Linked DNA regions of Homo sapiens: region 2 is linked to region 1. A link is an interaction called in ENCODE POLR2A ChIA-PET data of the cell type or tissue named here. Cell type or tissue: B cell. All regions are shown on one strand. Each heading gives the region's core, and the rest is flanking DNA. Links, peaks and the distances in the headings are about the cores only. Region 1 has its middle 21 kb from the start of LINC01827. Region 2 overlaps SLC39A10 (solute carrier family 39 member 10).

Evidence for each region. Peaks named below come from ENCODE experiments on the same cell type or tissue, not always from the same donor. Only the 100,000 strongest peaks of a DNase experiment are listed, where the experiment ranks them.
Region 2: POLR2A ChIA-PET joins it to region 1 with 6 read pairs; 10 of 35 experiments call an interaction of 5 or more read pairs at or near these places.

Annotation. Positions count from the first base shown.
Region 1 is chr2:195,591,288-195,599,492 of GRCh38, reverse strand. No RefSeq gene overlaps it. Among named protein-coding and RNA genes, the nearest start is that of LINC01827, 21 kb to the right of the region's middle. In B cell, for the core only: no CTCF peak of the experiment used is centred there; DNase peaks (open chromatin) are centred at 3,458 and 5,042.
Region 2 is chr2:195,674,508-195,682,712 of GRCh38, reverse strand. It overlaps SLC39A10 (solute carrier family 39 member 10), which reads right to left. Exons shown (of 10, transcript NM_020342.3): 2 at 1,663-2,681. The coding sequence starts at 2,670. Among named protein-coding and RNA genes, the nearest start is that of SLC39A10, 21 kb to the right of the region's middle. In B cell, for the core only: no CTCF peak of the experiment used is centred there; no DNase peak of the experiment used is centred there.

The DNA of each region.
Region 1 (8,205 bases), core at 1,823-5,822:
TGCAGTGATAGACCTAGAAATGCAAACTACATGGCCTTTCAGCTTAATACTCATATGCAATTGCTTGGGTGCTAGTGTAGATACACTAATTACATTCGAATTATTCCTCAGCCAGCCTAATCTTTAGAATTCTCGGTGAGGGTGAAAATGAAAATCGTCACCATAATATAGATCATTCATTCACACAACAAATATTTGCAAAGAACCTACAGTTCTAGGTGCTTGGGATACAGCAGCGAACAAACTGTATCAATACTATCAAACAACTTGAACTAAATGACATATATAGAACACTCCATGCAAAAAATAACAATTCGCATTTTTTTCAGCATAAATGGAACATTCAAGAAGTTACATCAAATTTTGGACTTAAACATATATCAATAAATTTGTAGGAATTTAAATTTTAAAAAAGATGTTCCCGGCCGTAACGGAAGGAAATTATGGGGTTCAAGACATGTTAGCCCAAAATATGGTACCTCGACATTTGAGAAAACAGCAGAAGCAGGAAGCCTTCTCTTCCCATCACTCTTCTCCTCTGAGGCAGGTCATAAGACTCTCATTACAAGGGCCCTCTCTTGCTAAGTTCTCCCAGTTTATTAACATTAGTTCATACTCCTTTTGTCCTCCAATCATATTTTCCCAAAACTGTTCACTTTTCATCAAACCTAAGCATGAATATATACGGGTTTCCCTGTTTCCTTGTTTCCGTAATGAATGTACTCATGTCACACAACATTTATATTGAATAAATGTGTATGCTTTTCTCATTAATGTCTTTTATTTTATTTTATTTTTTGGAGATGGGGGTCTCCCTCTGTCACCCAGGCTGGACTGCAGTGGCACAATCATGGCTCACTGCAGCCTTGACCTCTTGGGCTCAAGCAATCCTCCCACCTCAGCCTCCTGAGTAGCTGGGACTATAGGCATGCACCACCATGCATGGCTAATTTTTTTATTTTTTGTAGAGACAGGGTCTCACTATATAGCCCAGGCTGGATTCAAACTTCTGGGCTCAAGGGATCCTCTGCCTTGCCAACACACCTGGCTCTTAATGTCTTCTGTTATAGGGGTCTCAGCTATGAACCTAGCAGTGGATAAGAAATCTTTCCTTCTCCACAGAAACGAGGTATCAATAATTTTCAAGATACATGGAAAATCCTCAAATATTTGAATTAAGCAACGTACTTCTAAATAGCACATGGTAATAAGAAGAAAATACACTTATGTGAATACAAATTTAAAATACAACATATTGGGCCTGGTGTGGTCACTTACACCTGTAATCCCAGCACTTTTGGAGGCCGAGGTGGGTGGATCACTTGAGCCCAGGAGTTCGAGACAAGCCTGGGCAACATAGTGAAACTCCGCGTGGTGGCGGAAGCCTGTTGTCCCAGCTACTTGGGAGATGGCGGTAGGATGATCAGTTACACCTGGGAAATCATGGCTGCAGTGAGCCGTGATCGCACCACTGCACTCCAGCGTAGGTGATAGAGCAAGTCCGTATCTCAAAAAAAAAAAAAAAAAAAAAGTTACGTTATGCTGCCAAAACAGTGTTTGGTGAGAAATTTATAACATTAAATGCTTATGTTAGAAGAGAAGAAAGGTTTAAAATGAATGCACTAAGCTTTCACATTAAGCAACTGGAACAAATTAAACTTAAGGTAAACAGAAGGATGAAAAAGGATAAAGAGTAGGAATTAATGAATCAGAAAATGGATCATAATAATAAAAGTTGAAAAAAAATTAGAAGCTATATACATGACCAAAAACTTCAGTCTAATCAAGGGTAAAATTTGTTTGCAACATGTTGCTAAATTGATTTCTCACTTGCTAAGAAAATCTATAAAATCCTATCATTTCTTTCAAAAGAGGATGTTTGAAAGCAGCAGCACATTCATATTTAAAATTGAAGTAACATAGTTACAAAAAAAATAAAATGGAAGAAGCAAACAGAAAAAAAGGAACAAATTTAAACACTTTATTGATTGGTAAAAACACTTAAGAGAATAAGAAAAATAAACCAAGAGAAATGATATTGTTCAAAAGTCAAAAAGAAAGACATATATAAATCAAGAGGAAAATAGCTTTAATCTCCTAATTAGGAGGCAGAAATAGAGAAAAAAATCCAACCAGATGGGCAGGGCTCTGAGGGCAGCCTTATTATTGGATTTGTGGCTGCCAAATAGTGTAGGCCATTTCCAGAAATTGGGTTCTATACTGTAAGAATTTAGTATCTAGAGATGTGACATTAATTAAATATCAGTTTTTGCAACAAGCCCTATATTCAGAAGAGACTCCCTAGCTTCTGCAGAACACACTGCCAGCCAACATATTAATAGTTGAGGGGTATTTCTTCCATTTCAAGATGACAGCTGCATTCCTTTCTTTGGCAATTAGACTTTCAACTCTCTGGGGAATGAAGATTCTTTGCAGATTTGCAACAATTATCTTAACTTGCCTTGTACTACTTTACTGTTGCTTTGCACTGCCCCCGCTGATCTGCTGGTCAGTTCTGCTACTCATGCCTGATGAAGCTATTGTAAAAGATAGAAGAAACTGAGAAGCCCAGTGTGTTGACTTAGGACATTTCATTTTCTCTTTAAAAGCAGACATCCTTGTAATCTACGCCCTCGTACCATAACTTTTCCTTCTATTTCTGTAACTTATTAAACGAAGGCACCATGCATTGAATGATTTTTCATACCAAATGATCTTGATAGATGCTCATTCCTGAAGTACCTGCTGTATTAAATATTTAAGGGCAAAAGATTCTGAGAAGGTACGACCTTGGCAGAACGTCGTTCAAGCCTAATGAAAATGAGCATATTCTTGAAAATGCTACAGAGCATACACAGAAGTAAATAATTCCAATGCAATGAGATATTTCCCTCAGCAGTTTGTGAGGCAAGTGAGATTTCTGAAAAGCATTGCCAGCTTGTGGGGAATGGCACAGAGATGAAGATTGATCCTTTACCTGTATCTGCATCCAGTGGGACTGAACAGCCCACAGCACTTGTGGGCAACGGGTTTCAAAGGGGCTATGGGTGCAAGAGGTGGAGCCAAATGCAGGGCTTTAAGAGACTGTTAAACTCACTTCCAGGAGCCTCATCTCACAGAACGACTGTGACGCTGATGCTGAAGCCATCAACTAACTCCACCATTACCAGAGTTGTTGCCCAAAGAATGCTTCAAAGGGGCTAAAGAACCAAGCCATCCAATATTTTGGCTAGGCTATATTGCTCAACTTAAATGTGTTCTAAGGTCATCGTTTGCATTCAGCTGAGTTGTTGTGACTAGTTTGTGTGAGGTTATAGCACATTCTTATAATTTCGTGTTGCCTTGACACCCATTTTGAGTATAAGCTGGGCTTTCTCATACCAGAAGCAAGACTTCCTCATCCTTGACAGTTTTCAGTTCTCTGTCTCTTCCCAGTTCCTCAGTGTGCTTGATCCAGATGTCTTATCGGCCTCTTGCTGTCCACCTCCCTATGGTAGAGCTAAATGCAATCTGCTTGACTCACCCCACTGACCCCACACCCTGCATGGACTTCACAGATATGCCTCAATGACCATCTTAGTCCACAAGTGCCTCCGTGGAACTTGTGCCTGCTTGCTCTAGACTCACTGATTAGAACGCCGCACTGGAAACCTGCTCAGGTAACACCCTGGACCCCAATAAAGGCTTTAGCCCTCTTGTCTTTTCTCTCCTTCTCTCTCGCTCCCCATCAAGCATGTGTGTCCTGGATGGGCCCCTACTTTGCATTTCCCCTTCCAGGCATGCAGCCCTCTTCTTTTCGGACCTGTAAGTAATAAACTGCTTCTGTTATTTCATGTGTTTTGTTGAGTGGTCTCCTCTGTGTCTTACCTGGCTGACACAGCTGAACCTAACTTCTTTCCTGATCAGAGCTCTCCTAGAGATTGGCTTTCTTACAAGATTAAACAGGACACAGGTCAGATGAGAGCCACAAGTTTCTCTGCCAATATAAACAAGTTTCCTGTGAGAGGGACACCTGATCAGAGGTTGGACACTTAGACATTAGGCTGTCCACTATCATAAAGAAGTATCCTGTGAAAAGCACCCTGTAAACATCCACAACCACCATCCCTGAAGCCCCATCAGCGCAGGGCTAGAATTTATAGTCATTCTCCAGAGAGACACCTCAAGACCAAATTTGAAGAAAATACGAGACATGTCAATTAATTTGTTGTTCACAAGTTGTAAAATTGGCATAAATGTTTGAAGTTTACTTAATACATACACAAGGGTGGATTCATAGCTTTCCTTATATTCATTTGCATTCTACAACTCTGAGTGTGAAATGAGGGATTTCAATACAGCTAGGAATTCCTGGAATTGTATATAATCTCGGGCACACCCAAGCAAGCATTTACCCCCTACTAACATCACCCACTATGTGCATCAGCAAGATAATTGAGAAGCAGTCTGATAAAGCTGTCGTACTATTGTAAATTCAATTGTTCTGTTTTTTGTTTGTTTGTTTGTTTGTCTTTAAAAAAAAAAAAGATTACCTAGGACCCAAGAAAAAGTACTGCACTCTTTAGGCTCTAATAGTGAGATAATAAACTTGGCTAAATTAGAATTACAACTAGATTTTTAATTCAAAAGAGTATCTTTCCTCTGTTTAAAGGAAGCTGGTTATTATTTGCCCAGAAAGATATTCTTATGGCTTCTTCAGTTAATCAAAGATGAATTAAGTCTCAGGAGACACATATCTAAATGCTTCCTTCCTTTTGTCATTTTCCCAGAACATTCAACCTCAGACAGTTTGACAAATAAGGTCAGAACTTGAACTTGCACACATTGATCATTAATTCTTCTGAAAGAAAATCGCTAATTAAGTGACAGTATCTTTAGAGTTTACAAATAGTGGAAAATAAGGCATTTTGGTTTCTGATATGAAAAAGGACACCTATCAGCAAATATCACTGGAAAGTTTTCCATTGTTTTTGGAAGAGATTACTCTTGTTTTCTCTTTCAGTATCTTATCTTCCTTCTTGTCAAACCTACCAACTCTGGTCTCTACCCTTTCAGTTTCTATATCAGGACAATGAACTTGCATAAGAATAGCTTTCATTAGTGGAGTATTAATGTTTTCTCTTTAGATAACTCAGGCTGTAACTTGACAATCAATAGCGGAAGTAATGATTTAGATCAGAGGTCGGCTAGCTTTTTCTCTAAAGGGTCAGCCTGACCTTTTAGAGAAAAGCTATATATATATATATATGTATTTTTTTTTTTTTTGAGATGGAGTTTCACTCTTTGTTGCCCAGGCTGGAGTACAATGGCGTGATCTCAGCTCACTGCAAACTCTGCCTCTCGGGTTCAAGCGATTCTCCTGCCTCAGCCTCCCCAGTAGCTGGGATTACAGGCGCCTGCCACCATGCCCAGCTAATTTTTTTGTATTTTTAGTAGAGACAGGGTTTCACCACGTTGGCCAGGGTGGTCTTGAACTCCTGACCTCAGGTGATCCGCCCGCCTTGGCCTCCCAAAGTGCTGGGATTACAGGTGTGAGCCACCGCGCCTGGCCCAGGTAATAAGTATTTAGGCTTTGCCAGCCATGTGGTCTCTGTGGCACCTACGCAACTCTGCCCTTGTCACACAAGCAGTCCTAGACAATGTGTAGACAAATGAGTGAGGCTGTGTTCCAATAAAACTCTACTTATAGCTGAAACTCAAATTCCATATAATTTTTATATGTCAGAAAATATCCTTTTGATTTTTTTCAACCACCGAAAAGTACACAAAACATTCTTAGCTTGCAAGTTGTAGAAAAACAGGCGATGACCGGATTTGGTATGTGGGAAGTAGTTTGCTTACGTTTGACTTAGAATCACACTAACCTATACTTCACCCTGTAATTGCTGTAAAAAAAAAAAAAAGAAGAAAGAAAGAAAGAGAGAGAGAGAGAAAGAAAGAAAGGAAAGAAAGAAAAGAAAGAAAGAAAGAGAGAAAAAGAAAGAAAGAAAACCAATCAAAATGCCATAAACTAAGTCTAAATAATTAAATAGTAATTTGGGGTTTTCATATTGCACTGTATTACACTGTTTGTATTGGTCCTCAGGAATCCCCGGGAGACTGCTTGAATTGTGTCTTTTAAAAATTTTCCGTAAAGTACTAATTGTGAGAAACGTAAGGGAGTCTAAGAGGGCATAGTTGTCATGAAACTGGCCTGCCGCAAATATAAAATTTCCTTCAAGTTCTATGTTTTGTCTTAAATGTTGTTGTAAATTTTCCATTCTATTCCATAATATTTCCCCTCAAATTTTCTAGAAAAGCTAAAAAAAAAATGCCTGTTTGTACAGATTCTTATGCTTACAGAGAGATGTGGTACTTTAATTTGAAAAGCCAAAGAGGCAAGCTTAGATAATAGCATAATCAAATAAAATTAAAAGGAAGGTAAAAATCTAGTTGCAGGGTCCTATGTATTTAGTTAAATAGCTTCTACCAGGAATAATTGTTCCTGGTAAACTGCTGCAATGACACCGTTTTTAAATGTAGCTTTTCTGTAAAAGAGGAAAAGAAGTATAATGCGATTAATATGTATAGAAACAATGACTTCAGAATGAAAAGAATATAGGAAAACAGTAGGATCAAATGCGCTGAATTGGAGTCTTCCATAAGTAACCAAAAGGACAACAAAGAAGCTAATAGCAGATAGCTTCAATTCTAAAAGAATGTACATATTTTAATTACCAAATAGCTCCAATTGCTTTTGACTTTTAGGTTCTTTCTTTTAGCCCTGCAATTTAGTGTGAGTCTTCTCCTCCAGACTTGGCAAGACTTACCGGTTGACTTTTTTCTGTTGTTTTTCACCCAAGACACCTACTTTTTCAAAAATTCAAACCAAAACCTTAAATCGGTTTTGATCCACTTCCAAAAGACTCTTCTGTTACTCGTGTGTGTGTGTGTGTGTGTGTGTGTGTGTGTGTGTGTTTGTAAGAGGGAGACAGGATCTCGCTATGTTTCCTGGGCTGGTCTCAAACCCCTGGGTTCAAGCTATACTTCTGCCTCAGCCTTCAGATTAGGTGGACTACAGATGTGCGCCACTGTGCCCCACTTCTCACCCATTTGATGCAAGCAGTTGATATTCTCTTTTAAGAATGTATCCCGAAATTGTTCCCTAAAGCTCACAACAGTCTTGTACCCTGGTGAGTTACCATGGTAACCCTCAGATTAGCTTCTGGAAAACAGTAACAAGGGTTTTATCCTATTTCCATCACTACATTACACAGCCTCATCCTGCCCTTTGAATCCTAACATGAGATCAGTGCTAATTTTTCTGCTTCAACTTCTTTTCTTTGAAGAGGTGAGATTAGGGGAAGAGGTTAACCTCTCTCTCCTTGAAATGACTACAATCAAGGAAAGAAACTTTGCCAAAATCCTGGAGTTAGCATTTTGCTTTAAAGGGTAGTTTTGACTTGGCTTTTGAATTTTTTGTATTAAATACTTTTTCTTTTAACCCAATGGATGAGTAAGTTAAATCTAGGGTTATGTTTTACAATATTGGGCACTCTACCTTCACGGATTTACAAATGAAGCCACAACCAATTAACTTTGGAAGGTCGCTGTCTTGAGAAGAATTTGGAATCCGACTATATACATTGCTTTTCCACAAGCCTTTAGTGGCTAAAGGAAGCAAGGCAAAGCATAGCAGAGCTAGAATAAAGACTTTCCAGGTATAGTGGCTCACGTCTATAATCTTAGCACTTTGGGAGGAGGCACGAGGATCATTTGAGCCTAGGAGTTTGAGACCAGCATGGGCAACGCAGTGAGACCCCATCGCCACAAAAAAATAAAAATAAAGGCTGGGCGCAGTGTCCCACACCTGTAATCCCAGCACTCTGGGAGGCCAAGGCAGGCAGATCACCTGAGGTCAGGAGTTCGAGACCAGCCTGACCAACATGGAGAAACCCCCATCTCCACTAAAAGTACAAAATTAGCTGGGCATGGTGGCGCGTGCCTGTAATCCCAGCTTCTCGAGAGGCTGAGACAGGAGAATCGCTTGAACCGGGAGGTGGAGGTTGCAGTAAGCCGAGATTGCACCATTGCACGCCAGCCTGGGCAACAAGAGCGAGACTCTGTCTCAAAAAAATCAATCAATCAATAAATAAAAATAAAAATAAAACAATTAGCCAGGCATGGTGGAGCACACCTGTGGTTTCAGCTACGTGCGAGGCTCAG
Region 2 (8,205 bases), core at 1,518-5,517, 84 kb before region 1:
TTAACAAGTCTAATAATGCAAACCTCACGGATGTGATACAAAGAGGAAATGAACAATAAAATCTTGTAATTATCAACAAAATATTCTAGGATATTATCCTAAGTCATAATAATTAATTATCCTAAGTCATAATAATTAATGCACTGTAATCCCAGCACTTTGGGAAGTTAAGGCTGGAGAACTACTTGAGGCGAGGAGTTTGAGACCAGTCTGGGCAATATAGTGAGACCCCATCTTTACAAAAAATAAATTTTTGAAAATAATAATAAAATGAATGCATACTTTAAAATCATACTAAGATCTTAATATATGTTATTTTAAAATCAGTGTTTATAACTGCTGAAAACCAAATAGCTGATGATTTATCAAGGGAAGAAACACAAAGATCTTTACCTAGACATAAAACATATCTCAACGACAGTGACAGAAAAGGATGTGGTCATTTTCCACAGTTGATGGTGCTACTTTCTATACATATGAACAACAAACTCAACAAGTTTTTCTAAACTTTAATAAGAATGCTAAAAATAGAATAAACAAGGAATCAACATCCCTTTAATGAAACTAAAATGAATGTGCTTAAGGTGAATAGTTAAAAAGAAAATCAAGGAGTCAACCAAATGTGTAAGTACCCAAGAGTATGAAAATTTTAAAGGAAAACAGGACATCCCATTACTATTAGTTTCTTATTATTATACCTTTTTATATTCATCCTAAGTCTGTGAAAGGCCTGAGACAAAAACAATTATCATGAGTAAGTAGGCCTTATCATAAAGTGACACAGAGAAAACAAGCTAGCCATATGTGCAAAATACCTGACTTTGGAGCTACACCAATGACTTGGAACCACTCAATAGTTAATTCAATAAATTAACAATTTATGAACTAGAAACTGTTCTAGTTACTTCCCAAGAGGACAAGTTGAACAACAATTAAAAAATTTTAATTTTCAAATACCTAGAACATGGCTAACAATAATAACAGTAAGAGACTAGCTTGGAGGGTCAAATAATTCATAAGGAATACATTTTCTAACAACATTAAAACACTTAAGTCTTCAGATACGTGCTACAAAAAAAAATTTCTTAAAAATACGTTTGGATTTGAGGAAACCAAATTTGAGAATATAAGAAACAAACAAATACAAGTGAAATTCAGATTTTAAAAATCTTTTTTCTTTCTTTTTTTGAGATGGAGACTCACTTTGTCGCCCAGGCTGGAGTGCAGTGGCATGATCTCGGCTCACTGCAACCTCTGCCTCCCGGGTTCAAGTGATTCTCCACCTCAGCCTCCCGAGTAGCTGGGGCTACAGGCGCCCGCCACCATGCCCCGCTAATTTTTTGTATTTTTAGTAGAGACGGGGTTTCACCATGTTAGCCAGGATGGTCTCAATCTCCCGACCTCATGATCTACCCGCCTCGGCCTCCCAAAGTGCTGGGATTACAGGTGTGAGCCACCGCGCCCGGATACTTAAAAATCTTTACACTGATTCTGATTCCTTAATGTATTCTGTTCATGAACATTACCTGATATTTCATAGGTAAACATATGGAAATAAGTTTAAATATGATTAATACTCCACTGTTACTTATCCTGTTTTTAAAATGCACCACAATTATGTGAGAATTACGAAGCAGCTATCGGACATCTTTTTATACTTACTTCATGATGATGGTCATCTTCATTTAGATCTTTTCTCAAAGAAATTATTGCATTATTTTTAACATGTGGTGCTTCTCTCTTTCTAGTATGTCGAAGTTCACCTTCATTATCAGGATCAAGATCTTGGTGTCCACGACCAGGATCATGACCATTACGTTCTGGAAGATGTACATGAGAATGACCTGGGTTATGTACACGATCAGGTTTGTGGACCCGATTATGCTCATACTGTTCACCCTGATCATGGTTAGGGGGAAAACCTGGTGTAATAACCTCAGAATTTTCATTACTTTTCCTCCCTTTTTTCTTCCTCTTTCCTTTCGGTAGTTTAACATCAGATTGTTCCTGGGTTTTATTGGTCTCTGTTGAAGGTTCATTGCTAGGCTCCCCACGCTCACTGGGAGTAATGGAATCATTATGAAAATGGTGAGTGTTGTTATGATCAAGATGATGATGCAAACGATGGTGATGACGTAGGCGGTGATTATGGTCATGCATATGTTTATCATCAGATTTTACAGACACTTCAACTGTCTCTTTCTCTGGATCACATTTATGGTTTCTTTTTGTGGATACACTGGTCACAGTTTGATTTTCTGAATTTAAATGATTATGGGAATGCTGGTGGTTATGTGAGTGAAAATGCTTTCCCTCTTGAACTGCCAAAATATCTAAATGAGAAACATGATCGTGGCCAAGATCCTCATGATTAATCTCAACTACTTTTCTCTCTCCAAGGCCCAAGTTTGTTAAAAGTTTCTCCAAACCAAAAAAGGATAATCTTCCATTTTCACCATAACGCTCAAAAAGTTTTTCAATATAGTATTTTTTTTCATTTTCAGCAGCTTGCTTTGAAAATTTGCTTGGCTCCAATTCTGTCATTCCACGATGCTGTCTGTGAAGCGCTTCAGGGCCATGGTCATGTTCTTCATGGCAATGGTTGCAATGATGAAAAATAAATGTCAGCAAACAAATGAGGCAAAATTTTGTGTGCATATGTACCTTCATTTCTATTTTTCCTAAAGAGATTTAAAGAGAGAGACAAGTATTAGTTTCTACCTAGACACATTCAAAACAATCTAATTCTCTGGAAGTTGCCAATCCACTAAAAAAAGTTTTACTCCATTTCCTTCATGATAAAATATGTTAAGAACCAGAGAAAAGTGAAACTGTCATTATTCACAAATGGTAGAATTAATTATGCAGCATGCCTTAAAGAATCTTTAAGAATAAGTTAGTTTAGTACAGTTACTGAATATAAGGACAGTAATAAATTATATTCCTATATATCAGCAATAATTAGAAAATAAAACTCAAAAATAGTAACATTTACAACAGTAGCAAATAGCTAGGAATGTATCTAACCAAAGACATACAAGAACTTTACATAGAAAAGAGAGAAATTATTGAGAGAAATATTATTGACAGAAAATTACTGAGAGAAATAAAAGACCTAAATAAACGGATGGCTATATCATGTTATGACTGGATAAGCTATGTATCCAATACAACCCCAGTCAAAATCTCAGAATTTTGTGAAAACTGATTAACTGTTTTTAATATTGATGTGGAAATAGAAAGGGCCAAGAACGGCTAAGATGTATTCCTTGAGGAACAAAATTGAAGCATTTACTCTATGAATTATCAAAGATGCTGTGGTATTTGGTGCAATAACAAACAGACTAAAGGAACAGAAGACAAAAGCTAAAAACCGGAAAGGATGGTCTTTTCCTTGGTGCTTGGTCAATTAGGTTTCCACACAAAAGAAAATAATAAATAAAATCTGACCCTTACCTCACACATCATTACAAAAATCAATTGCTAATAGCTCCTGAACATAAATCTGAAACAAGAAATGCTAAAATGATAAAGTGTCCAGAACTGTCCAATTCAATGGTAGCCACCACTAGTCACATACGGGTACTTAAATGAACTAAAATTAAATTTAAAATGCAGCCTCTCAGTCACCCTGACTATGTTTTAATTGCTCAACAGCCACATGTAGCAAATGGCTAGTATGTTGGACAACGTAGACGCAGAACATGTCCATCATTATAGAAAGTTCTATTGGACAAGCATACTTCAAGAATCTAGAAATATAATAAGAGCCAATTATGTAATTCTGAAGTTTTCCAGAATAGATGAAACTAATTTCATACTATTCTATTTAACCCATTATATCCAAAATATTATAATTTCAACATCTAATCAATATAAAAATTATTAAAATATTTTACATTCTTTTTAATACTATGTCTTTGAAATCTGTCATGTATTTTACACTTACAGCACATCCTAATTCAGTCTAACTGTATTTCAAGTGCTCAACAGACGTGTGGCTACTGGCTACTGTACTGGAAAGCGCAGATCTTGAAGATTTGGGAGACTAATTTTAAGACCTTCGAGATAGAACACAAAATTGATAATATATTACACTGAAATTAAGAATTTATGTTTCATCAAGAGACATCCAAAAAAAAAAAAAAAACCTAACTAAAAAGGCAGGCTGCAGACTGGGAGAAGACTACCACAATGTATACTCAAAAATATATAAGGAACTTCTATAAATCAATATGAAAATTACAATAAGACGACCCAATGAAAAAATGAGTAGGTAACTTGAACAAGCACTTCATAACAGCAGCCAAACTCCTAAAAAGCAAATGAAAATATGTTCAGCTCAGAAGTCTTCAGGAAACCAAATTAAAATCACAATTAGATACCACTATATACCCCATGAAAATAACTGAAATATAAAATACTGCCAATATCAAAAGTAGGCAAGAATATATAGAGTTAAATGGAACTTGTGTACTGACAGTAGTATTAGAGATTGTATCTTCTGAAAAACTGTTTGGCAAGATCTGCCAGAAGCTGAATGTAAGCCTATGTACTTACACAGCAATTTTAATCTGGGGTATATGCCCAACAGAAATCCATGTACATGAATACCAACATGAATATTCACGTAATCATTATTCATCACAGTCAAAACTGAAAAAAGGCTGGGTGTGGTGACTCACACCTGTAATTCCAGCACTTTGGGAGGCCAAGGCAGGCAGATCACCTGAGGTCAGGAGTTTAAGACAGGCCTAGCAAACATGGTAAAACCATTTTTACTAAAAGTACAAAAATTAGCCAGGCGTGGTGGCATGTGCCTGTAAGCCCAGCTACTTGGGAGGCTGACACAGGAGAATCACTCGAACCCAGGAGGCAGAGGTTGCAATGAGCCCTGATCGTGCCACTGCACTCCAGCATGGGCAACAGAGACAGACTCTGGTCAAAAAAAAAAAAAAAAAAATCTGATAAAAGCCTAAATGTTAATCAACAACAAAATGATAAATGAAACAGAAAAATCTATCACACAGGAATAAAAATGAAATTACAGCTTCATGCATAGATGAATTTCACAAATATTGGGAAAAAAATGACAAACACCAAAGAAAGCAGTATAATTCTTATATAAAGGTAAAAAGGAATAAAACTAAACTTTGTGGATTTTTTTTTGTTTGTTTTTGAGACAGGATGTCACTGTGACACCCAGGCTAGAGTACAGTGGCGCAATCATAGCTCACTGGAGCCTTAAACTTCCAGGCACAAGAGATCTTCCCACCTTAGCCTTCCAAGTAGCTGTGTGTGCCACCACGCTCAGTTTTAATTTTCTTCTTTTTGGGGTCTTGCTCTATTGTCCAGGCTGGTCTCAAACTCCTAGCCTCAAGCACTCCTCCCAACTCAAATTCCCAAAGTGCTAAGATTGCAGGTGTGAGCTACCATACCTGGCCATGATTACTTTTTGAAAGAGAGATAGAGGGTAATAATTGGGAGAAGACCAGAATGGAGGGGACTGCAAAGTGTAATGGTCTTTCCTGATATCAGTAGTAGTTATGTAAATATGTTTACTTTGTGATAATTCATGGCACTTATGCTCTGTGTACTTTCTGAACACAGTCTATTTCAATACAAAGTTTTATAAAAATCAAATTTTCTTCACTGAAAACCAATCACAAAATGTAATTATAAACAACATTGTATGGTTTCTAGAATTAATTAGAACAAGACATATAAAACCACTAAAAGGAAAAACTTATTAAGATGTTATTGAAGGACAGCAAAGAACTGAAAAACCTGGAGAAACACATCATCTACATGAATAGATGGGATATACTGCATAAGGTACATAAAATCTTCCCAAGTGTATATACAAATTTAACTCAATGCCAGTTAAAATCCTGGTAGCTGTTTAGTTTTGGTGAGACTTCATAAGCACATTCAAAAACTCATAAAAGCAAAAACCCAAGGACAATCAAGACAATTCAGAAGATTAGCAAGGTATTAAAGACTTCTTTTTATAAAATTATACTAACGAAAATAACATAGAACTAGCACAGGGGTAGATAGGCCAGTGGAGTGGAACAGAGTTCTGAAAGAGCATCAATAATATTGACTGTGAAAATGTTTCTTCCTCACACTACACACAAAAGTCAATTCCAAGAACATTAAAAACCTATATGTGAAAAGCAAAATTATCAACAAGTTCTAGAAGAAAATGTAAGAGAATGTCTTTATGTCTTTGGGATAGGGAAATATTTTTTAGGCAAGACACAAAGCACATATCATGATGAAAATTTTTGATTAACTAAATTCTTTAAAAAATACTCTATAATAAAGGACACTATAAAAAAAAAAAAAGCTTATAGGCCAGGCGCTGTGGCAGGCGCCTATAATCCCAGCTACTCAGGAGGCCGAGGCAGGAGAATTGCTTGAACTCGGGAGGTGGAGGTTGCAGTGAGCCAAGATTGTGCCACCACACTTCAGCCTGCCAGCCTGGGAGACACAGCAAGACTCTGTCTCGGTGGCGGCAGGGGAGGGGGAAGCTTATAGCAAGCCATATACTAGAAGATATTTGCAATGTGTATATATAAACAATGTATATAAAACATCAGTATCCAGAGTATATAAAGCACATATAGTAATAAAAAAACTCCACTACTACATAGACAACTATGAAAAGAACATAAAACAGGTTGGTAAAACAGCAACATGATGACTAATAATCTAGGCAATTCAAATCTAGATAAGGCTCTAAGACAGTAACAGGCAAAAATTAGTATCTCACAATACTAGATGTTAAGTAAAGGTCTAATATAAAGAAACAAACTACCTTATGCGTCTGGTGGAAGTATATATTGGTACAGCCATTTTGGAAAGCAACTTGACATTTACTACAGCCAAATATGAACACACTCTACAGCCCCCAAGTTCCATTTTAATTACCCTTGCACTTAGGCACGCAAAGACACATTCAAGAATCCTTACTGGGGCCAGGCATGGTGGCTCACGCCTGTAATCCCAGCACTTTGGGAGGCCGAGGTGGGTGGATCATGAGGTCAGGAGATCGAGTACATCCTGGCTAACACGGTGAAACTCCATCTCTACTGAAGATTCAAAAAAATTAGCCAGGCATGGTGACGGGCGCCTGTAGTACGAGCTACTCGGGAGGCTGAGGAGAATGGCATGAACCCGGGAAGCGCAGCTTGCAGTGAGCTGAGATCACGCCACTGCACTCCAGCCTGGGCGACAGAGCGAGACTATGTCTCAAAAAAAGAGAATCCTTATTACAATATTGTAAATGTTTTTCTAATGTGAACTATTGCAATAACAGAACACTCAACCAAAGTGGGTAAAACAGAGGAAAACTTTCACATAAAAAGAAGTCAGGAGAAATGGGTGATTCTAGGACAGTACCAAAAATCCAAGCACGCTCAAATTTACCCTCAGAGTCCCAAGATAACCTTGCATAATCATATTCAAAACTGGAAGATTTATCTTTTTTAAAATACAATTTTTATTTTTTTTCCTCCTCAGAAATCTTGTTTGGATGGAAGGTTCATCTTCATGTCTCTCTTTTTATCCAGGGAGAAAAATATTTCCCTCAAGCCTCTCTTTACGTATCTTTGATCAGTCAGGTCTCTACCACATGCCCATGCTAAAGCCAATCACTGGTTTACAGTAGTGTATAGTAATGTCCCAGGCCTTCACATTCACTCACTGCCCACTCACTGACTCACTCACAGCTGCTTCCAGTCCTGCAAGCTCCATTCATATTAGTGCCCAACACTGGTGTACCATTTTTAAAATCTTTTATACTGAATTTTTACTGTACCTTTTCTATGTTTAAACATACAAATATTTACTATTGTATCACAACTGCCTACAGTATTCAGTATATCAACAGGTTTGTAGCCTAGAAGCAACTGGCTATACTCTATAGGTAGGTGTATAGCAGGCTACACCATCTAGGTTTGTCTAAGTATACTCTATGATGTTCACACAATGACAAAATCACCTAAGCCTGCACCTCAGAACATACTCAGCATTAAGCAATGCATATGACTGTATGTGGGAGAGGCAATACTCACAGAACATGGGGGAATAAGAGGCCTCAAGAAAAAAGGAGGTAAATAAAGAAAAGCAGGCCGGGTGCAGTGGTTCACACCTATAATCCCAGTACTTTGGGAGGCCGAGGCGGGTGGATCACCTGAG